Linked DNA regions of Mus musculus: all the other regions are linked to region 1. The links are chromatin loops, found by intact Hi-C in ENCODE. Cell type or tissue: gastrocnemius. All regions are shown on one strand. Each heading gives the region's core, and the rest is flanking DNA. Links, peaks and the distances in the headings are about the cores only.

Region 1 (7,760 bases), core at 1,657-6,656:
TCTGCTGTTCTGGGCGTTTGGGGCGGGTGGCGTGTGCGCCTTGGCGGCAACCTACAGCGCCTCCTGGCTCCCGCAGGCCCCACCCCTTGCTGCTGAGAATTTAAAGCAGAATGTGCTCCTAGGGGCGTGCTTAAAAGCCGGAGACCATCCCAGAGAAGGGTGAGCTGCCGGAAATGCACCCACGATCTCGCTTCGCGTCCTGAAATTCCACTTCAAGGCCGGCTCCGGCTGCTTGGCTTTCCTGCCGCCGTTTGTCCCTCGCGAAGCCCCGTTGCTCGCCCAGGAGGCGTGACTTGGGGCTGGAAGCAGGCGGGCCGCTGCGCCGTGGGCCCGGGCTGCCGCTGTCATGGACGCCTGGGTCCGCTTCAGTGCTCAGAGCCAAGCCCGGGAGCGGCTGTGTAGGTGCGGCCGACGGAGGAGCGCGGGCGGGAGGGCAGAGCAGGGTCCCGCGAGGCGACGGGCGCGCTACGGGGTCCCTAAGGGTCAGCTGTGGCTACGGGGGCCCGCGCGGCCCCGGAGGCGTACTCCGCAGCCGGTTGTGAGATGATTCTTCCCTGCTCAAGGGAAAGATGGGGAAACTGAGGCATGAGTGGGCCAGCGGGGAGGCCACCTAGGTTTACTGTGTCCACAGAGAGCAACAGTTTCCTCGCTGCTGTGGTGGCACGAGGGGCGATCCTCTCGGTTCTGCGTCCTCTCACCAGTTGTGACCTAGGAGCCTCGCTATCTCGGCTCTTCTTCGGTTTCCATCAGTCCAAGAACCTTAATCTATCTCTTAGTTTACCTACCCGGAGAACTAATCTGCCCTTCAACTAGATCTTCCTCTGTCGTGTTTCATGTATAAAATCGCAGTGTGGACGTCTGCGATGAACCCCGGGCTGCTTACTGGCCCTAAACTTTAGGCCTCATCATTTTCAAAACTCTTAGTCTCTTAACTCCAAAGAGTGCTCTCCACCATCTTCTAGGCTTTATTTTCCTCGCATGTCTTTCCCTTCCCCTGGCTTTGAGGAAAAAAATGGAAAGATATTGGTGTGAAACCGAGGAAGTGTCCCTGGTGGGGTTTTTGTTTACCAATTATTATTTGTCTGAGTGTTTGGTCTGCAAGAATGTATGTGTACCACATGTGTGTCTAGTGCCTGCAAAGGACAGAAGAGAGTGGTGGATCCCTGGAACTAGAGTTACAGACAGTTATGAGCCACCGTGTGGGTGCTGGGAGTGGAACCCGGGTCCCCTGCAAGAGCAAGTGCTCTTAACCGCCTCACCAGCCCACGGAGGATATGGTTGGCAGAGGGGTTAGGGAGGCCTGTCCCTTACTCTACGTGTCCTCCCCTCCAGGGCCGCCCAGTATGCCTGTTCCCTTCTCGGCCATGCTTTGCAGAGACATGGGGCTAGTCCCGAGTTACAGAAACAGATTCGACAACTGGAGGGTCATCTGAGCCTCGGACGAAAGTGTAAGTAAAGCAGACCTTCCTCTTATCATCCTCAGCTGGTAGCCCATGGCCTCTCCTCCCGTTCTGCCAGTTCGCCATCATTTGCCACTCTCCTGCATGCCTCCAGTTGAGGTCAGAGAACAGGTATAAGGAAGTTAGCACTGATTGGAAAAACACGGCACGAGAACACTAAACTGGCACAAAAATGAATTACGATTGGAAGTTAAGAAAAAGAACAAATTATTTTTACTCTTTCTTCCTGTATGTTATTATTGCTTGCTCAACTTTTATTTTTCTCTTCCCCACCCCCACCCCTGCCTCTGGACTTCAAACCCTTGCTTTCCCTTGTTAATCTCTACAAGTGCTACGCCTGGGGAACTCAACAGATGCCCTGGAGTCAGCCAAAAGGGCTGTGCACCTGTCAGATGTCGTTCTGAGATTCTGCATCACTGTCAGTCACCTCAACCGAGCCTTGTACTTTGCCTGTGACAATGTCCTATGGGCTGGAAAGTCTGGGCTAGCTCCCCGAGTGGACCAGGAAAAGTGGGCACAGCGTTCATTCAGGTTGGTTTTCCTTTTATCCTACAAGACTATGTGTAGCCTTCATTCTGCAAAGCTTGCAAAGCTTGCATCGCTTGTAATAGTAAACATTTTGCTTTACACATATGGGTATTTTGCCTGCATGCCTGTGTACCATTTGTGTGCCTGGTGCTGGCAGAGGCCAAAAGAGGGCATCAGAATTGTAGTTCTAGATGGTTGTGAGCTGTCATGTGGGCTCTGGGAATCAAAACCCAGGTCCCAGGGAAGAGCAGCCAGTGCTTTTAACCACTAAACCATCACTCTAGACCCATATATTTACATTAATAAAAGTTACTATTGTAGGTGCTGCACATCTGTAGGTCAGACAACAGCTTTCAGTTGCTGGTTTTCTCCTACTGTGAGTTCCAGGTATCAAACTCAGGTTGAGAATAAAACTCAAGCCATTAGGTTTGCGTGGCAAGAGCTTCCACCTCCTGGCCCAGCTCCACTTCCATCCTCCTGGTCCATAACCTGCTATATATGAGACAGAGGGGTCTCAGGATTTTTTTTTTTTTTTTGAGTGTACAATGACTTTTCACGCCCATTGTTCCCACATCTGCTGATTCAAGCAACCACAGGCTGGAAATGTTGAGGGGAAAGTGCATCTGAATTAAACATGAAAATTGTTTGTGTCGTTATTCCTTAAACATTGCACATATATTGTATGAAATATTATAAACAATCGAGGTGGATACAGAGAATTGTGTGGAGTATGTATAGATGCAATACCACTTTATCTAAGGGACTTGAGCAGCTGTGGGTTTGGGTAGAATTGGATGGGCGAGCAGGGGGAAAGATCCTGAAGTTGATCCTCCATGGATGAACTGACTGTAAATTATTTGTTTACTTTTTTTGTTGTTTTTTTAATTTTTCAAGACAGGGTTTCTCTGAGGGATGTGGCATTACCACTCTGTATGGAGGACACTTTGAAAGGGTTGGTTCTCTCCTTCCACCACTTAGATCTCAAGATTGAACTCAGGTCATCACATTTGGTGACAATGCCTTTTTCCTGCTGAGTCATCTTGTGTGGTGTTTTTGTTGTTTGTTGTTTTGTTTTGTTTTTAGGTAGGTCCCACTATGTAGCCCAGTCTTGCCTGAAACTTAGGATTCTCCTGCTTTAGGTGCCCGGGTTCTAGGACAGCATTACAGGCATGTGATACCATGTCTAGCTTCTTTTTCTTTTGCGATAATGGGGTCGGGGTCCCATAGGACTGAGATAACACAGTTCTTCTATAAGCATGAAGACCTGAGTTTGATTTCCCAGAACCCATGTTAAGAAAACAAAACCAAGAACCAGGCATACTGACACATTCTTGCAATTCCAGCAGTGTGGAGTTAAACTGGACAATTCCTAAGGCTCTCTGGCCGGCCAGCCTGGGAAAATGAGCAAGTTCCAGGCCAAGTGAGAAAATCCTGTCTCAAAAACAAAGTGGATAGCACCTGAGGAGAGACCCCCAGGTTGAACTCTGGGCTTCACATATGTGTATACACACATATACGTATATACCCATGCATGTTGTACCTCCACACATGAAAGAGATGAAATCTTGGTTTGTTGCTCAGGCTGTTACAGAATTCCTAGAAGCATCCTCCGACCTTGGCCACCCTAGCAGCTGGGACTCCATAAGCACGTGCCACTCTCACTGTGCTTGGATTTTCCAGAAACGTTTCTCGGTTTCTTACTATGGGCCAGGAGGTTAAGCAAAAGCCAGACAAATGTGGTGCCTGATCCTTGAAACATAAAGTTTAAGATGACCCAGTGAGTAAAAACCAGCAAACCTGATGTCTTAGTTAGAGTTTATTGCTGTGAAGAGGTCACGGCCAAGACAGTTCTCATAAAGGCAAACATGTAATTGGGGCTTGCTTACAGTTTCTGAGGCTCAGTCCATTATCATGGCAGGAAGCATGGCAGCCTGTAGTCAGACATGGTGCTGGAAGAGCTGAGAGACATCTTGATGCAAAGGCAGACGCAGGAGACCCCCTCTTCTGTACTTGGCAGAACTTGAGCACTAGGAGCCCAGCACCCACAAGGCAGCTCAGAACCATCTGTAACTCTCAGTTCTAAAGGACTCTGATGCCCTCTTCTGGCTTCTGCAGGCACTGCATGTACATGGTGCACAAGACATGGTACCTGAGGCTAAACTATATACATAAAACAAAGAAATCTTAAATAAAAAACCTAAAGCAGATAATCACTCACAACAAACAGCAAACAGACCAGTGGGAAACCCTGTCTCCAGAAATAAGGTAGGCAGTACCAGGAATTGGGTTTGAGCTTGTCCCTTTGGTCTCCATCTCAGGCACATGCATGTGTACCTGCCTATACTTTCATCTACACACAGGAACATACACACACGCACATGCACACATGCCACGTGTACACACATGTGCACACACACGGCTTTAGTGATTATGAAAAGAATGATACATGGTTACATTAAAGGGCTAAGGGTGTAGCTGAGGTATCTAGGGTTGATTCTTATTAGATAAGACTAAGGGTGAGCCAGGCAGTGGTGGCGCATGCCTTTAATCCCAGCACTTGGGAGGCAGAGGCAGGCGGATTTCTGAGTTCAAGGCCAGCCTGGACTACAGAGTGAGTTCCAGGACAGCCAGGGCTACACAGAGAAACCCTGTCTCGGAAAACTAAAAAAGGAGGGGAAGTGGATACTTTTAAGAGCAGATGTAATGCTGTGATTTACATTCATGCTCCTAGCTTCTTTATCAACAGCAGCAGTCAGGGTAGGGCGAGAATGGCCACAGAGAGACTCTGTAGCTAGAGTAGATTAAAAACAAAAACAGGCTGCAGAGGTGTCTAAGTCATGAAAAGTGGTTGTTGCAGATAAGCACAAGGATCCACAGCATCCACATAAAGTCAGGTGCACTGCTCATGCCCGAGAGCCTGGTACTGCGCTGCCCGGAGGTGGAGAAAGGAGGATGCCAGGGTCTTATCCGACAAGTGGGGCTCCAGGTTCAGTGAAAGACCTTGCCTCAGGACATGGCAGAGCACAGTAGAGGAGAGCATCTGATGTCTACCTCTGACCTCTGTATATGCATACCTTGTAACACACACACACAAATGCACACACACAGGCTTTAAGACTTAGCTAATGTATACCTGCAATCCCAACACTAAAAAGATTTAGACAGGAAAAAAAAATTCATGGCCAGCCTGAACCACATAGTGAAATACATCCTGTCTCAAACCAAAATAACAAAAATGTAAAAAGTTTTGAGCTGGACCAAGTGTGGTGATGCAGGCCTTTAATTTCTACACTAGGAAGCAAAGGCAGAGGGAATCTCTGTGAATTTGAGGTATGCCTACTCTATATAGTGAGTTCCAGGTCAGCCAGAGCTACAGAGTAAGACTCTGTTCCAAAAAGTATATTTATTTTCTGCTTAAAAATTTATAATCGGGGCTGGAGAAATGGCTCAGTGAGTAAGAGCACTGACTACTCTTCCAGAGTTCCTGAGTTCAAATCCCAGCAACCACATGGTGGCTCACAACCATTTGTAACAGGGATCCGATGCCCTCTGCTGGTGTGTCTGAAGACAGTGACAGTGTACCCATATACATGAAAGAAATATAAATCTTAAATTTAAAAAAATTTTTAAAAATTTATAATCTAGTATCTCTAGCAGTTACTGGATATATCTGGACCTTTGCAGAGTTCTTTGATTTTTTTTTTTCTAAGAGATTGGATCTAAAGTCTGTATAAGTATGTTTTCTTCTCTCTTTCTTGAGGCAGGGTCTCATGTGGCTCAGGTTGTCCTTGAAGTCCTGATCCTAAATGTTGACATCATAGCTATGCACCACCACTTCAGCCTGTAACTAACTCTAATACTAACTCCCCTGTCTCTCTCTGTCTCCTCTCTGTCTCTGTCAGTCTGTCTCTCTCTCTCTTTCCCCCTCTGTCCTCTGTCTTTTGGCTTTTTGAGACTGGGTTTCTCTGTGTAGCTTAAGCTGTCCTGGAAATCCCTCTGTAGACCAGGCTGGCCTTGAACTCAGAGATTGTATGTGTCTCTTGTACAACTAAATGTGTGCTTTCAAAATAGTTTGCATTACTAGGGTCAAGTTAAGTGTATTTTTTTCCCTCAGTGTGTGTGTGTGTGTGTGTGTGTGTGTGTGTTTGCACAAGTGTGTGCAAATGTCTGGGCACATGTATGCATCTAGAGGCCCACGGTTGGCTTTGGAATTTTCCCTCTGTCTTTCTCCACTGTATTCATCGACACAGGGTCTTTCAGTTGAGCCCAGAGCTCACCTACACAATGCTAGTCTGACTAGCCTCCTTGTTCTGGGAGTCCCTGTCTTCATGTCTACCAGCATTGACATAGACTCTGGGATCTGAGCTTAGGGCCTCAGTCTTGCATGGCAAGCACATGACCACTGCCATCTCTCCAGTGCAGAGTGTGGTGCATCAGACAGATTGTCTCAAAAACGGAATTTGGAGTTGATCTTGGCAGATTTCATGACTCATAAATTTTAAACCAGGACCTTAAGGTGCACATAAGCACATTGTAGACTGGCAGGAAAGTTGCTTTTTCTTTATTATTTCAGAGATATAATTATATGAATTTAAGCATACAGTGTGGTGTTTTGTATATGTATATGGTGAGGTGATCACCAGAGTCAGGAGTGCAGCATCCTTCTAATGGGGTGGGAGAGATGACACAGCAATTAGGAATACTAGCTCTTCTTCCAGAGGGGACCGGCTCAACCCCAGTGTTTCTCCAGTTCCAGCTGGTCTCATGCCCTCTTCTGGCCTTCTTGGGTGGCAGGCATGCACATAGTGCACAGACATACATGCAGGCAAAAAACCCATATACATAGTATAAATATTTTAAAAATGCTCATAACCTCATGGTGACATCTTTTTAATGATAAGAACATGTGCTGAGATCAATCGATGACCCATTTAGCAACTTTCAAGTCCATGATTATATTAACTGTTATTATGTTAACTGATATATTAACTGTAGTCACCACATTAGATATATAGAACGAACTGAATGTTTGTCCCATTAGCTAAGGTCTTCCTGTTTCTTGTCCCCTCCAATCCTGGCAACCACAGTTTTATTCCATACTTTGGTAAGTTAGGCTGTTTAGATTTAACTCATAAGTGAGATCGTGAGTCTTTCTGTATCAGATGTATTGAACCTATTATGTTGTCAAGAAAGGACAGTTCTTTTCTGGTGTTGCTGATATTGAAACCAGGACTTGTGCATGGAAGGCATGTACTCTTACCAGTGAGCGACATTCCCACTTCTAGGGGTTCCCACTTTTAAGAGTTATTTATTTATTATGTATACAATGTTCTGGTTGCATACCAGAAGAGTGCACCAAATCTCATTATAGATGGTTGTAAACTACCATGTGGTTGCTAGAAACTGAACTCAGGACCTCAGGAAGAGAAGTGTTCTTAACCACTGAGCCATCTCTCCAGTCCAAGATATATGTTTTTTTAAACTTTTTTAAAAAGTGATTTATCGGGCTGGGCAAGATGGCTCAGTGGATGAGAGCACTGATTGCTTTTCTGAAGGTCCTGCGTTCAAATCCCAACGACCACATAGTGGCTCACAACCACCTGTAATGAGATCTGATGCCCTCTACTGGTGTGTCTGAAGACAGCTACATTGTACTTATGTATAATAAATAAATAAATAAATAAATAAATAAATAAATAAATAAATCTATCTTTGCGCCAGAGTGAGCAGTGACTGAGCGAGCAGAGTTGATAGGAGCAAGCGCCCACCAGA
Region 2 (7,760 bases), core at 968-5,967, 92 kb before region 1:
GCAAGGAAGACACCATCCAAACCCGGCTGGGGGAAAATGGTGAATTTAACGGGATCACAGGCAGGAGCATGGCTGACTCAAATGTTGTCACATCCCTGGGAAGCCAGGCCCTAAATGGGTGACAACATGTGAAAACTGTATGCCTGGATCTCACTGAACAACCTACAGGCACTTCTGCAAGTTTCCTCTCCCTAGCAACTGCCACTGCTTATGTGACACTCGGGCCTTGTGCATCTAGAAACTTTTGTTGTTGTTTCTCTGTGTAGCCCTGGCTGTCCTGGAACTCACTATGTAGACCAGGCTGGCCTCGAACTCAGAAATCCGCCTGTCTCTGCCTCCCGAGTGCTGGGATTAAAGGCGTGTGCCACCACTGCCCAGCATTTAGAAACTTCTGAACTAAAACCTCATACCTTTTATTAGCTTCTGGAGCTCCCTACCTCCTCCAGAAGGGAATGTCTCAATTAGGAGGAAACTGATTAGAAACAGCCATCAACAGGTAAGGGGCAGACAATCTGTGCTTGCTATGATGGCTTGGCAGTAGCATGAAGTGATAAAGTCTGAGAAGGCATGGCAACATCTCAGCGTGATAGTGCACGGTGAAGGAAATCTGCTGCAGCCTTGCCTTCTGTTGCTATAACGAAGTGCCTGAGACTGGATAACTTCATAAAGAAAAGAGGCTTGTTTAACTGAGCACCAGCAATGACTTGGCTCTGATAAGGACACCATGGTAGATGTTGTCATGGCAGTGAGAGAGACAGACACAGAGGGACGGGAAGCTAGAAATGAACCAAATTCTAAGGGTGGCTTTCTCTTATAGAAAGTTGCTCTAGTGAGAACTAACCAGGCCCCCTGGGAACTACCTCAATCTTTCCAAATTGCAGAGCTTGACAGTGATCAAGAGCTATCCACTATGGTCTGTCCCTTGCAAGTCCCACCACTTCAACACCAAGAGACAGACTGCATCAAAACCAGGGCAGATAGCTGGAGCTGAAGCAGGAGGATCTCAAAAATGTTCAAGGTCAACATTGGAAACTTAGACTCAATAAATAAGTTAATTAAATGGGGTCTGGCAAGCTGACACAAACCTAGAATTCCAGCATTTGGGAGGATCATCCATTGACAGCTGGGCTCCATGGGGGGTATAATTACTCTATTACTATTTTCTTCCTCTTATACAAAAGGAGAAGATGCAAACTGACAAAAAGTCATGGACGGTCAATTAAATGCCTACAGATAGCCAGAGAGAAGGAGAGAGGCAAGAGAGACACTTGGGGGTGGTGACATACTCATTACCTTGATGGGCCAATCATTTCCTAGACATAAACATGCACATATATACATTTTGTTGTTGTTTCTCAAGAGAAGGTCTCACTATGTAACTCTGGCTGTTCTGAAACTCATTCTGTAAAGCAGCCCAGCCTTGAACTCAGAGATTGTGCCTGGCTGGCAGACACATATATTACAACTCATAAAGTTACACCCTGCTAATGTGTGCAACTTACTCTGAATCAAGTACACCTAAATAAAGTTGCCATTTAAAGGGGGTGGGGAAACCCCAGCACGGTGGCCCACACCTCTGATCACAAAACTCGGGAGGCAAAGGAAGTCAGAGCTCTGTGAGAACCAGGTCAGCCTGGTCTAGAGAGTGAGTTCAGGACAGCCTGGGCTACACAGAGAAATACCATCTCAAAACAAAACAAAAACAAGAAACAAGAAAAATGTTGGTCCACATTTTCCTCTTCCTTTGGTGAATGGGCTAGAAAAAAAAATGGGGCGTTCAAACAAACTTAGGAAAATCGCAAAATGGCAGGGAAAGAAAATAGAACAGTTATTTTATGTAGCTTTTCAAGACAGGGTTTCTCTGTGTAGCCTTGGCTGTCCTGGAGCTCACTCTCTAGACCAGGCTTACCTTGAGCTCAGCCCGCCTTTGCCTCCCAAGTGCTGGGTTAAAGGTGTGTCACCACTGCCTGGGTATGCTTGCTACTTTACTGTTATCACAAGATCCATTTTCATTCTCCAGAGTGGGTCATTCTCAAAATCATATCCAATAAAAGGGTCTACAGTTTTTTAAAGCAAAAACTGAGCATGCACACACACAGACACAAACACACACACAGACACACACGCACACCTGTGACCAGTAATTCTGACTTTCCACTTTTACAAATTGTCAGCAGGTGGCACTAATGACTAAAAAGTTACCCAAAGAAGACTGGCAACTCTGCTTTTCTTTTTTGTTTTCTTTCCTTCCTTCCTTCCTTCCTTCCTTCCTTCCTTCCTTCCTTCCTTCCTTCCTTCCTTCCTTCCTTCCTGACAGCTTTTGTGGCTCTTCTGGAATTCACTGTGTAGACCAGGCTGGCCTCAAACTCAGAGATCCACCAGCATCTATTTCCTAGGTGCTGGGATTAAAGGCGTGCACCGTCACCACCCAGTGAGAAAAAATCAACTTCTAAAAGAGTGTCTGAGCCTCCACTCCACCCCAGTGAAACAGACACTGCCGTGGCTCTTGGTCACACAGCAATACTGAAGACATCGTACATCCTGGTTGCACACCATGGAGACATCAATCTAGAACTGAGCAGCAAACTTCTAGCTTCCATGGTGCCAGGAGGCAGCAGGCAGGCCACTGTGGAAGAAATGACATCCAAGGTCTCATGCTGGACCCTGCATCTACAACACTGACCTTCTAAGTAAGATGCAGACTCTACTACAATAGCGTCGTGGCTATTTAGGGAGTAACAAACTGTTTTCTGGTTAGACTTGAGGCCTGCTCAGTCATTGGCTGAAACCATTGTTGAATTTTTGCTGCAGATGCTTAAAAACGCAGAGATCAATGCTCATCTTACAGGTTAGCTGTGGATTCTCAGTCACTGAACATATCCGGGTGACTCATGATCATATCAACCCATAAAGGAGATCCCCCTGACACTCAGAAGTAACCCTCATTGAAAAGGAACAAACTGTATGCCTTTAATCCCAGCACTTTGGAGGCAGAGGCAGTTGAATCTCTGTAAGTTCAAGGCTAGCCTGGTCTACAGAGTGAGTTTGAGGACAGCCAGGGATACACAGACAGCTTCCTGCCTCTGTCTGGGATTAAAAGCCTGTGCCACTATACAAGGTCCTAAGCTAATATGTTTTATTTCATACATACACATATATAGTTTTATTTTCTTCTTTTCTTTAGAAGACAGAACTAAAGTTCCAGGCTAGCCTGTGCCACATTGTGAGACCCTATCTAAAACAGACAAAACACATCAAATGAGATATATCAAGAAATGGACAGAGATACATTTCAGCCCATTCCTACAATGAGGCATTAACCTAATCTAGCATCAGCAAAGAAAAAATAAAAACAAAACAAAGCAAACAGATGTAGTGGTCAGTTCTTGTCAACTTGACACAATCCAGAGTCAAACGGGAAGGACAAACCTCAATTGAGAAAATGCCTCCATTGGATTGGTCTGTGTGCAAGTCAGCAGGACATCTTCTTGATTATAACTGACGTGGGCGATGCCAGCCCTGGGCACGTGGCCCTGAGTGGTATAAGAAAGCAGACTGAGCAAGCCATGGGGAGCAAGCCCTCAGCACTGTTTCTTCATGGCCTCTGCTTGAGTCTTCCCTCCAGCTTCCTGCCCTGCCCTCCCTCAGTGATGGACTATAAATGTAAGCTGAAAGAAACCCTTTCTTTCCCGAGTAGCTTTCGGTCAAGGTGCTTATCCCAGCAATAGAAAGCGCACCAGGACGCTGGATGAAAGCGCTGGGAGCTGAGAACCGTTCAGGAGAGGGGCCTGAGGAGGGCTGCTTTCTGAACGCACGTAACATAGAGTAATTTTTAAAAAGTTTTTATTTTTAACATTTTTATATTTATCTTGATGATTTAAAGAAGAGTTTTAAAATATTTTCTTTAAATTTTGTGGACGTCTTGACTGTGAGTTTTTGGATGTGAATGTAATTCCGCTGGGGGCCAGCAGAGGTCACTGGTTGGATGCGGGAACAACACAGTTGTCTATGCGAACACAACTCCTGTCTTCTGCCCGAGCAGCAATACTCTTAATCCCTGAACCGTCTCTCCAACTCCACGCAACGTAATTCTTAACTACATTGCATCTCATTTGGGAGTGAGACATTTCTACCTTGGCTTGAACACATAATCTCCATCTTCAGCCGTCCTCCCCAGTCCCCCCTCAGTCACCATCACATCTCCAGTCCTCCCCTGTTACCGCCAACCCTGTTTTAAAGACAGGTGCTTACACTGTCGCCACGGCTGGCCTAGAACTCACAGTTTCTCCTGCCTCTGCCTCTTGAGTGCTGGCATTAAAGTGTGCACCACTACACTGACCCTTGAAACTTGAGGCTTCAATCTCTTCACAGACCAAGGCAACACCTCCCTCCCTACTCTATCCATCCATGCATCGTAACAGGTTTCGTCCTCCATCTCAGGGAGAAAGGCTGTGTAATCACTGTTCTCAAAATCAGTGTCAGGAAACTAGCAGCAACGTGGAACAGGACAACGGCAGAGCTTTAGAAGCCAAGACTGCTCAGTTCCTGCCCATTCTCAGGACGAAGTATTTATCACCACCACATAGCAGTGAAACTACATGTTTCCTGAAATAAAACTCATGTATGGCCTCTTGTATGTACAGTCTGTCTGTGTGTGTGTGTGTGCGTGTGTGTGTGTGTGTGTGTATGCATGTGTATTAATGAGATGAGAGCAGAAGGGGGCCTATGTGGAAGAAGGAGAGGAGCCCAGACAAGGAACAGTAGTGGGTATACAACAAGATATGTGTCATATCTTGTTATACCAATGTCATCATGAAACCTATTGTTTGTGTGCCACTAAAAATAACAAGTAACAAAATAAATAAATAACTGGCCTAGTATGGTGGAGTGCACTTAAGTTCCTAATGATTAGCAGGCAGAAGAGTCAGGAGTTCAAGGCCAGCCTCTACTACGTGGCAAGTGAAGGTGAAGGTGAGCCTGTGGAGCAAGAGATCCTTTTTTTTTTTTTTCCTTAAACAAACAAGCAAAACCAAACAGCAGACAGGCAGACAGACAGACAGACAGACACACACACACACACACACACACATGATTTAATATTACAAAGTGTCTTTATCCACACATATCAAGGCTGTCTTGAGAACATTTTCTGTGATTAGTTCATAGAACCAGTGTCTTTAAGACCAAGGGTTTCATGCACCTGTCTTTAATATAGAGCATCTCCTACCTTGAAGCATTAACCTAAGTCATATGTACATATTTGTTTGTTTTTTGTTTTTCGAGACAGGGTTTCTCTGTAGTCTTGGCTGTCCTGGAACTCACTTTGTAGACCAGGCTGGCCTCGAACTCAGAAATCGGCTTACCTCTGCCTCCCAAGTGCTAGGATTAAAGGCGTGCGCCACCACAGCCCGACTTGTTTGTTTGTTTTAACCAAGGTCTTACACTGGAGCCTGGAGCCCGCTCTGAAACTTAGCTTAGGTTGGCTGCCAACAAGAGGTGATCCCCCTGCCTCCACCTCTGCTGGGACTCCATGTAAAGGCCACCATCACAGACTTATCAATTACACATGTAGTTGTTGGTTTTTTGAGACAGGGTCTCTCTATGTAGCCCTGGCTTTCCTGGAACTCAAACCTAAGAGAGATCCAACTGCCTCTGCTTTCTGAGTGCTGGGATTAAAGGTGTGCATCACTAGTTTCAGGAAATCCAATTCACACCATAGCCAGTCAATGTTTGGTTGTTTTGTTTGTTTGTTTGTTTGTTTATTACTTTTAGTAGCATACAAACAGTACGTTTCTTTAGGCACCAGTCATGTACATGGTACTTATGCATACGTGCAGCCAAAATACTTATACAACGAACACAATTCTTTATGTCTTTTTAAATTAAGTTCATCAGTCTCCGGTCTCTCTTCCCCTCACCCCACTCTCTGTGAGCTCTGGAGGCCCTGTGCTAAAATTAAATCATCTGAAACAGAAAGAGGCCATGGGGGGTGGGGGGGGCGGTATTTTCTCTTCATGAGGAAATCCACAGTCCTGCTTCTGTCACAGCCAAGTCTACAGACAATCAGAAGGGTGCACAGTGGGCTATGCCAGCAGTTCTCAACCTGTGGGTCCCAACCCACTTGAGTATTGAATGACCCCTTTATAGAGGCTGCCTAAGACTATCGAAAACACAGACATTTCCATTACAATTCATAACAATAGCAAAATTACAGCTATGAAGTAGCAACAAAAATAATTTTATGGTTGGGCGTCACCACAGCATGAGGAACTATATAAAGGGTCGCAGCATTAGGAGCGTTGAAAACCACTGCTATATTTTAAAAAAAAAAATGTGCCTTATATTTCTTATTGTAGTGGTTGGGAGGTGGAGGCAGGGGAATCACTACTTTTTCAAAGCCAACCTAAGTTACATTAGCTGATTAGGCTAGAATCTAGAAGCTAAAATAGTTCTGAAGTCCAGGCTGCCCTAGAACTCAGAGGATGCCCTTGAACTCTGACTCTTTGCCTCCCATCTCCCAAGTGCTAGGATGACAGGCATAGGCCAACAGGTCTACTCTGGTGCTGGAGATCGAAGCCAGGACTTCATTCATGGTAGGCAGTGCTCTACAAACTGAGATACTGCCTCTCCATTTGCGATCCTTCTTTTGAATTCCTGTTTTAAGACAAGGGTTCACTCTGTCCCAAACTGGCCTTGAACTTCTAGCAATTCTCCTGCCTCAGCCTCCCAGTACAGAAATTACACTTACTCTTTAAGATTTCTGAAGTCAGTCCTTCCAACCCGAGGGAATTGGGCCTCTGCGTGCAGGAATTTGTTCAACAAATGCTTTTTTGAATTAAAAAAAAAAAATCTGAAATCCCTAAACTGTTAGGACATATGATAATATGGTTCACACCTCAGAGGAGCTGTTTAGAGACAAGAGGCAGGCACTGCAGAGGCAGGCACTACAGAGTTGGTAAAAACTATTCATATGCATTGGAGGAGCTTAGCCTGCCACCAGGATTCCAAGGTTCCAGTTAAATCTGTTTGGAGAAATCGCAGAGAACTGCGAAGGATGCGGTATTTGACCGTTTGAGGGCTCAGAGAGGCACTAGAGAACAGGCACTTGAGCCATACGTCAGACGGTGTGGGGCAAGCTATGGATGACCAGAGACAAGTGACATCCTCCAACCACCGTGTTCTTCTCTCACTTCACACGCTTCTGCTGCCCAACTGTGAGTAAGAATCAGCTGTCTTCAAGTTTTGTCTTGAGACAGTCTCGTTACGTAGACCAGGCTGGCCTAGAACTTCCAGACACCCACCTGCCTCTGCCTCCCGAGTGTCACAATTAAAGCCCCGTGCCCTAACCCACAGCTTGCAGCCTTTAAAAAAATAACCTATTTTTTTATTCTATGTGCATTGTTGTTTTGCCTGCATGTATGTCTGTGTGTAGGCGTCAGATCACTTGGAGCTGGATTAGAGACAGTTGTGAGCAGAGTGGAAGCTGCGAGTTAAACTTGGGTTCTCCAGAAAGGCAGTCAGTACTTTTAACCCCTGAGCCGTCTCTTCTCCCTCCTTCCCTCCTTCTCTCCCTCCCTTCCCCTCTCTCTTTCTTTCTTTCAAACACAAGCTAAGAAAGAAAGCACTGCTAATCGTCAGCCAGGTGAAAAGGACAAGAGACTGTTTTGTATTTAGTTTCTTCCCCAGTCATCTGTTTCTTTTTCTCACGGTCAGGAATCTTCTCTGCCATTCGTTGGAAAGTTCTAGATCAAGAGTCAGGT
Region 3 (7,760 bases), core at 1,244-6,243, 59 kb before region 1:
CCTTTCAAAGTGGGCTCTCCAGGTCCTGGAAGACGGTAAGCTGAAAGCAGTGAGTCACTCCTCTCTCCCGGCCCCTGGCTTTCTGGACTCCCTGCACAAAAATAGCTGCAATCACTCTTTGTAAATAAGGACACCATCAAGGTCAAGTGTGAGAAAGGAGAGGGCTGGTGTCCTGGTAAATGTGCCTGACTATGCAGGCTCATGTCCCTGTGCTGCTGGAGGCCAAAGGCTAGGGTAGTCTGTGGGCGAGCCTATGCTTTCCCCAGCGCTGCTTTCAGACAGCATTGCAGATGAGTTCCTGAATGTCCTCCAAGGGAGAGCTGAGAAGTAAAGGTCAAGGGTCAAGGCGGTCACACACACACACACACACACCCGTGTCACACTGGACACGCAGAGATTTGACACTGGTGGCACAGACCTGGGACCACAGCTAGGGAGGCTGAGACAGTTTCAGGCCTGTTTGGGCTACAGGGTTAAGTTCAAAGCCAACTTAGGCAACTTAGCAAAAGCTCTGCCTAAAAATTCTAAAGCAAATATATAAAAAGAGATGGGGGCATGGCTGAGTGATGGAACACCCGTTTAGCATTTGCATGGCTGTAAATTCAGTCCTCTGAAAGGGGGCGTGGCAGGGGTAAGAATGGCTTGACTGGACACCCCCTCAGCCTTGCCTCCGGCCCTTTCCCAGTACACATCACTCTGTTAGACATGTTAGACAGATACAAACATTTTATTTAAAAGTACAAAACAGGCCTTACTCCTCTTGACTGTTCCCACCCCAAGTCTCCCCTAAACTGTCAACGGCTGCGCATCACAGCCCCCAGGGATCACACAGGTCACCTGGATTCTAACCAATTTTTTCTCAACAGAAGTAAATGCTAGTAAGTCTGCTGTGGTGGCGCGTCCCTGTAATCCCAAGGCTTGGGGGGGTGGGGGGGGGTCCAAAATTCAAGGCCAGCCTCAGCTACATACCGAGTTCCAGGCCAGCTTGAGCTACATGAGATCTTCTCTCAAAAAACAATAACAAAGCTGGGCATGGTGGCGAATGCCTTTAATCCCAGCACTTGGGAGGCAGAGGCAGAGGCAGAGGCAGGCGGATTTCTGAGTTTGAGGCCAGCCTGGTCTACAGAGTGAGTTCCAGGACAGCCAGGGCTACACAGAGAAACCTGTCTGGAAAAAACAAACCAAGCCAACCAACCAAAACAAAACAAAACAAATAACAAAAATAGGAAAACCCCTAAGTACATAGGGATATTTAGTTCCTGTATCTCAAATCAAGAATGATATATGGGCCCAGGTTTTCAGTCTATGGCCCAGGTTTTCAGTCTATGCCCAGGTTTTTCAGTATATGGCCTCATCCATATTGTCATCGCTGTCCCCTCCAAAGTCCTCTCCATTGTCAAAATATGACATGATGTAATCAGTTTCCTGAAATGTAAAAAGAAGCAAAGATCAGGGGTGATGTCAGAGTTTTCTTCTCTTTGTCTCCAGGCTCTTTCTTCTCACACACACCTTTCCAGGTCTGGGACACCTCTACCTGCTGTTACATTCATTCCTTTTCATGCGTATAGGTGCTTTGACTGCATGTATGTGTATACTGCTTTCGTGCTAGAACCCTCGGAGGCCAGACAATGGCGTCAGATGCCCGGGAACTGGAGTCACCGGTTGTTGTGAGCCACCATGTGGATGCTGAGAGTGGAGCTCGAGTCCTATGGAAGAGCAGCATGCGCTCTTAACCAAGAGTCGTCACTCCTGCTCCATGTTATACAAGTTAAAGTATTTGTTTGCCTGTATATGTATGTTATATGTGTGTGTCCAAGTGTGCCCTGGTGCACATGTGGAAGTCAGGGGACAACTTGCAGGGGTCAGTCCTTCCACTCTGTGGGTTCTGGGGACTGCACTCAGGTCATCAGGCTTGGTAGCAAGCCCCTTTGCCCTCTGAGCCATATCACCCGCCATGTTCCGTGTTTTGAGGATAGGTCAGGGATAGATGAACTGGAGAAAGGCTTTTGGTGGCACTGCAACTCTCTGAGAATGTCTCCCGTGTAAGGGTTGAGAGCCCAGGGTTAGTGAGATGGCTCAGTACAAAAGGCCTTTGTTGTTAAGCCAGAGGACCTGTGGTCAATAACCAGACCCCACACGGGAAAAGAGAGAGCCAACTCTTGCAAGTTGTCTTCTGACCTCCACACATTTCACACACACACACACACACACACACTCATGCACACATGTAATAAAAGATGGCTTGGATGTTAAAGGCCTTTGTTGCTCTTTCGGAGTTCAGATAACTTGGGCAGCTCACACCTGCTTGTAACGCCCAGCTTCAGGGGTTTGGAGACCCTCTTCAGGCCTCCTCAGGCACCAGAACACGCTTGGTATGCAATCATACAGAGTCTTGTATGCTAAGTCTGGAGGCAGACTCATATGTAACCCCAACAGCAGGAAATAGAAGCAGGGGGGCTTCTGGGGAGTTCCTGGCCAGCCTGGCTTGCATAATGGAGACCCTGTCTCAAAACCAAAACCAAAAATAAAACAACAACAAGAAATCTTGAAAAGAAAAAAAAAAAAAGAGTTGTGAGCCTACAACTTGTAAGGGAGAAAGGAGGGGTGGGGTGGGGAGGAGCAAAGCCCCCTCACCTCCTCATGCTCCTCTTCATCGTATTCCTCTTCCTCCCCCTCTTCCTTCTCCTCCTCTTCTTCTTTCTCTTCATCCTCCTCCGAAGTCACTTCCTCCTCCTTCTTCTCTAGCGTCTCATGTGAGGATGAATAGGAAGAGAAACTCACTCACAGAATGCAGGGAGAGCTGGGGCTCCAAGGGACCGGGAGGCCAGCTGTCTATCGCACTTCCTCCTCACCTCTAGTTTCTGTATCGTCTCCTCCTTATCGTCTGTGCTCTTAGGGGGCCTCTTGGGAAGGATAATGGTGGTCCCTGTTTGGAGGATCAAAAAGTGAGAGGCCTTAGTACATCTACTAGCTTTCTTTCGGGGTTTTAAATTTGGGGTGTGTGTGTGTCTGTGTGTGTGTGTACGTGTGTGTGTGACACACACGCGGAAGTTAGAATGAGTTCTTCCTTCCAACAGTGGGTCCTGTGGATTGGTGGCTGGCATCTCTTATCAGCTGAGCCATCTCTCCCTCCATCCTAGCTGAGCCTACTCCACCCTCTTGCAGCAAACACGGCACTCTGCTGCCCTCGTGTGGTCTCCGGCAGCAAAATGTGGCGGTCTGCTGCCCTCCTGTGGTCCCCGTGGCACCGGCTGACAAGCCCTCATCCTCCTGCAGATCCACTCACGCTCCTTCTGTACTTTCCGCACTCGAATCTTGAGCTCACTGGGGAGTCGCCGCCAATCTGGGAAGAGTGGGAGTGAAAATCAGCAGGACCCTGGCCGGCTGGAGGCTTCTGGGAGTGATGGCTGGCGCTAAGGGGGAGGGGAGTGTTTAAAAGGAAGGACGGAATGGGGGTTGGTTTGAAGATTTTTCAGAATAAAATTGTAGGTTTGACGCTTCTGGAGAGGTGGGCACTGTTGTTACAAATAGGGTTTCCACGTAGAACGCGAGAGTGTTGCAGAGCACATCTAAGACTCTAGATTTAGATGTACAGGAAAGGAAGGTGACAGTTTGAGGTACCTAAAGAATCTGAAAGGAGGGCATTCGGAGAGGAGGGGCCAGTCACTTACCAGGGTTCCAATCGATGGCGTTGTCAATAGGCCCAGACATCTGATACTTGTCTGAGTAACGTTCCACATCTGGGGGGCGGGTGGGGGGGGGGTAGAGCCCGTGAGTTAGAGTTTTAACCTTAGAACATCTGTCCTAAGGGTCTGCCCCTCTTATCTATCAATCTCCTTACTCTAAGCCCAGAGCCCAGAGCTGTCAGTTGGGGTCAGCCTTGCCTCTCCTTCAGCCTGCCTTGTTGCTATTCTTATCTTTGCCCAGAATCCTCTTCTGAGAAGCAGTGAGCTTCACTGGACAGGACACCCTGGGATAAAAACCAGGGTTCAGTCTTCTGTCTCCCTCTCACTAACTGGTTAGCTTGGTAAGTCTTCTTCCAGTGTTGAGCCCTCAGCTCCCAGGGGCTCAGTAGAAAAGCATCAACTGTCAATACTTCTCACCGAGGGCAAGTAACCATTCTCCCAAGCCTGCCAGCAGCCCCGCCCGCCGTCTCCAGTCTCCTGCTCTCGCTAGGTGAAAGCTTTGCACAGGTGGGGTGCTCAGAGGCCCAGCATCAAGGTCTCTCCAGTTAATGAATTGGAAATTCATTTGTACCCCCCCTATTTGAACTAAGATGCTGATGCTTTAATGTCCCACCAGCCCCAAGATTGAGGTTCAATTAAAATCTCGAGTAAGGTGATACATTTCAGACACAGAGGGACATTTAATGCTCTTTCCATTAGACAGGAAACTTCTAAGCCTCTCTGGCCCTGAGCGTGCTAGCATGGGCACTGCCCACAGAAGGAGGCCCGAATCCTTATGCTAGCTTTCTACTGACCTCTCTTGGGGACGGCTGGCCGGATGAAGTAGGGGAGCTGCCTCATGGCCCCGCGCAGCTCTTGCTTCAGTGCCAGGACATACTCCCCCTCCTCTCCTGCCGGCAGAGGCACTGGGTGGAACTCCAAGGGCTGAGGGGTACAGTGGTTAGTCTGGAGCGCTGCAATAAAACCTTAAAAGGCCTTTCCCCCAAGTAAAATCCAGTGTTCTCAGTAAGATTGGGAAGGCCAGAAGATGGAGGAGGGCATTCTGAGAGCTGGAGAGTGGACGGTATGAAGAGTGAAGATAAACACTTCCTTGCCGGGAAAACACCGCCCGTGGGGCAGGTGCGACTATAGACGGAATCAAGGTGCAGATGGCTCGAGATGGGCCAGGAGGATTCTGTGCTCATATGGCTCAGTGGGGGCTCACATGGGAGGCTTGGGAAGGGAAGGGAGACACTCACAGGAAAGAGTGGAGAGGGCTGGAGAGTGGGTGGGGGCAAAGCATCACCCTTCCCAATGCCCACAGCCTCCATGTTGAAGGTCAACTGGCCCCGGCCACGACCCCGGCCCCCACCCCGGCTGGCCATGGTGGAGGGGGCCTGGATATGCAGAGATCCAGTGAGAAAAACCTAATAAAGACAAAAACAGAGAGATAAAGAAGTGTACTAGAAGAGATATGACGCCAAGAAGCCGCACAGCACATCATGTGATGTTCTATGGGAGGTGACGTTTTCCTCTGTGCCCCGGTTCAAACCCAGGGCTTTTCTCATGCTAGGCAAGTACTCTACTTTGGGCTACATTCCAATCCCTTTTTCTGTGACAGTTAGAAATTTGATGTGCCAGGCAGTGGAGGGACACACCTTTAGTTTCAGCACTTGAGAGGCAAAGGAAGGCATTACTTTGAGTTTGAGGCCAGCCTGGTCTACAGAATGAGTTTTGGGACAGCCAAGGTTATGCAGAGAAACCTGTCTCAAAAAAAAAAAAAAAAAAAAAAAAAAACCAAGCAAAATAAATACAAAATATAACTACTTAATTAATTAAAAAATAAATAAAACATTAAGTTAGGAGTGATACCACAAACCTGTAATCCGAGCCCTGTACTTGACGAGAGGATTATCAGTTTGAGGCTAGCCTGGTCTACATAGAGTTCCAGGCCACTGAGGGATAAATAGCAAGATCATGTCTCAAGATAAACAAAGCTGGAGAGACTGTTCAGTGGTTAAGATGTGCATTGCTTTCGAAGAGGAATGGAGTTTTGTTCCAGTACTTGTGTCTGGTGTCTCACACCGTCTGTAAACCCAGCTCCAGGGAATCTAACACCCTTATTTCGCCTCCATGGACATCTGCACTCACATGCACACACTTTTAAAATATGTTTTAAAACATGAGAGATGGCTCTGTGGTTAAAAGTATCCCATGCTCTTGCAGAGGACCTGGGTCTGGTTCCTCTGCTCACATCAGGTGGTTCCCACTGCCTGTGACTCTACTTCCCGGAGAATCCACGCCTGCCACAGCCTCCATGCACATTTACATAAGTGGTACACATACAAATAAGTAAAAGTAAATAATATTTTAAAGTACTAAAACAATTCAGCTAGAGAGATGTCTCAGTGGTGGGGTACTGCTCTTCCAGATGACACGACTCTGACTCCCATCACTCACATGGGGGGCTTACTATAACTCCAGCTCCAGGAAGGGGGGTCCGGTGCCTTTGGCCTTTATGGACACCTGAATTCATGTGTATACACAGTGATACACACAGACCCATAATTAAAACAGACATATCTGTTTATTTTTTGAGATCTTTATTTTTATTTTATGGGTATGGGTGTTTTGCAGGCAGACAGACAAAAAGATAGACAGGCAGGCAGAGTGCGCGCACACACACACACACACACACACACACACACACACACACACACACACACCATTTGAATGCAGTGCCCATGAAGACCAGAAGAGGGCACGGTTTCTCCTGAGACTGGAGTTACAGATGGTTGTTAGCAGCCGTATGTGGGTGCTGGGACCAAACCTGGGTCCCCTAGATGAGCAATCAGTGCTCTCAGTCACAGAACCATCACTTCAGCTCCCAACAAAATAAAATAAATTAATATTAGATTATAATCCCAAAGTACAAAGTAAATGCCTACGAGTCCATCATAATATGAATGACTAGGAAAAGACACATGTCTCATGCAGAATTCTAAATAAACCGTGTAGATAGCCGAAGCTAAAACATAAACAAAGCATGTAGACAGTCCATGTAACAGCAAAGGAGCATAATTCCTGATTCATAAGAGTGGGAATTTTGTTCCTCGTGTTTTTGACAAGTTGGAGTGTAGGGGTACCTTCTAAGGGACATCAGTGTAGCCAGTGACCAACATCAGCATGAATAGCAGAGACTCACAAGGACAATTGGAGTGGGTTTTCTTTGTTTGTTTGTTTTTGAGACAGGCTTTCTCTCTGTAGTCCTGGCTGTCCTGGAACTCACTCTGGACAATATGTATTCTTAATGAGCACTGACACATTTGTTTCTGCTCTTGTTTTGTTGATTCGGGGTCTCAAGTAACCCAGTAGACCTGAAACTAACTGTGCAGCAGACAACGAGCGTGACCTTTTAATCTGTCGTCTCTGGTCTGGACGTGCTGAGACTGCAGAGGCATGTGCCTCCTTCCCTCTTTCTCCCTTCCTTTCATCCTTCCTTGACAAGGTCTCATGGAGCCCAGGCTATCCTTGAACACTTATTTCTACTGTCTCAGTTTCCAAGTGCTGACCTCCATGCCTGTCCCAGATCCAAAATGATGCCTGTACCTCTGTGATCATCATAGCCAAGCTCCTGAGTCCACATTAGTCACTGAAGAAACAGCTTCCAACAAAGGGATAGCCTACAGCACACCTGATCAGTTCACTTCAAAAAAAATAAGAAACAGAGAAACTGTCCAAGCCCAGAGGAGCCCAAGGAGATGAGGCAAATGTGCTGTGGTATTTTGGATAGGATCATGACACATGAAAAGGCCATTATATAAAAAGTGAAGAAATCTGAGTGGAAAATGAGCCTTGAGATATAACAATATATCACTAGTGGTTCACTAATTATAGGAAACAAATTATAGTAATATAAAGCATTAATAAAAGGGAACTATGTGCCAGGGATATGTGGGAATTCTGGGGATTATCTGCTCAGATTTTCTGTAAACCTATTTTTTAAAAATGTTGTTTCATTATTTTGGTCATCAAACTACATGCCCAGCCTTGTCACATACTTTTCTTCCAGGTGATAGGCCTTCATGGTTGTCT

What was found. Hi-C counts contacts between places; a loop is a spot of excess contacts. Peaks named below come from ENCODE experiments on the same cell type or tissue, not always from the same donor. Only the 100,000 strongest peaks of a DNase experiment are listed, where the experiment ranks them.
Region 2: it touches region 1 in a loop (5-fold over the local background); 36 of 42 quality-filtered maps call a loop at or near these places.
Region 3: a loop joins it to region 1, with 4 times the contacts of the local background. A loop is called at or near these places in 20 of 42 quality-filtered maps.

Annotation. Positions count from the first base shown.
Region 1 is chr3:96,635,342-96,643,101 of GRCm38, forward strand. It overlaps Pex11b (peroxisomal biogenesis factor 11 beta), which reads left to right and starts at 89. Exons shown (of 4, transcript NM_011069.3): 1 at 89-402; 2 at 1,333-1,448; 3 at 1,790-1,991. The coding sequence starts at 347. In gastrocnemius, for the core only: a CTCF peak has its summit at 4,086 (motif pointing left); a DNase peak (open chromatin) is centred at 4,081.
Region 2 is chr3:96,543,589-96,551,348 of GRCm38, forward strand. No RefSeq gene overlaps it. Among named protein-coding and RNA genes, the nearest start is that of Txnip, 10 kb to the right of the region's middle. In gastrocnemius, for the core only: CTCF peaks have their summits at 2,176 (motif pointing right) and 3,965 (motif pointing right); DNase peaks (open chromatin) are centred at 3,582 and 3,972; H3K4me3 peaks cover 323 bases; H3K27ac peaks cover 1,347 bases.
Region 3 is chr3:96,577,164-96,584,923 of GRCm38, forward strand. Polr3gl (polymerase (RNA) III (DNA directed) polypeptide G like) reads right to left here. Exons shown (of 8, transcript NM_027241.4): 2 at 4,925-5,092; 3 at 4,481-4,610; 4 at 3,672-3,740; 5 at 3,287-3,343; 6 at 2,853-2,926; 7 at 2,635-2,748; 8 at 709-1,425. The coding sequence starts at 5,050. The coding sequence ends at 1,339. Among named protein-coding and RNA genes, the nearest start is that of Polr3gl, 13 kb to the right of the region's middle. In gastrocnemius, for the core only: no CTCF peak of the experiment used is centred there; a DNase peak (open chromatin) is centred at 3,203; H3K4me3 peaks cover 1,549 bases; H3K27ac peaks cover 2,441 bases.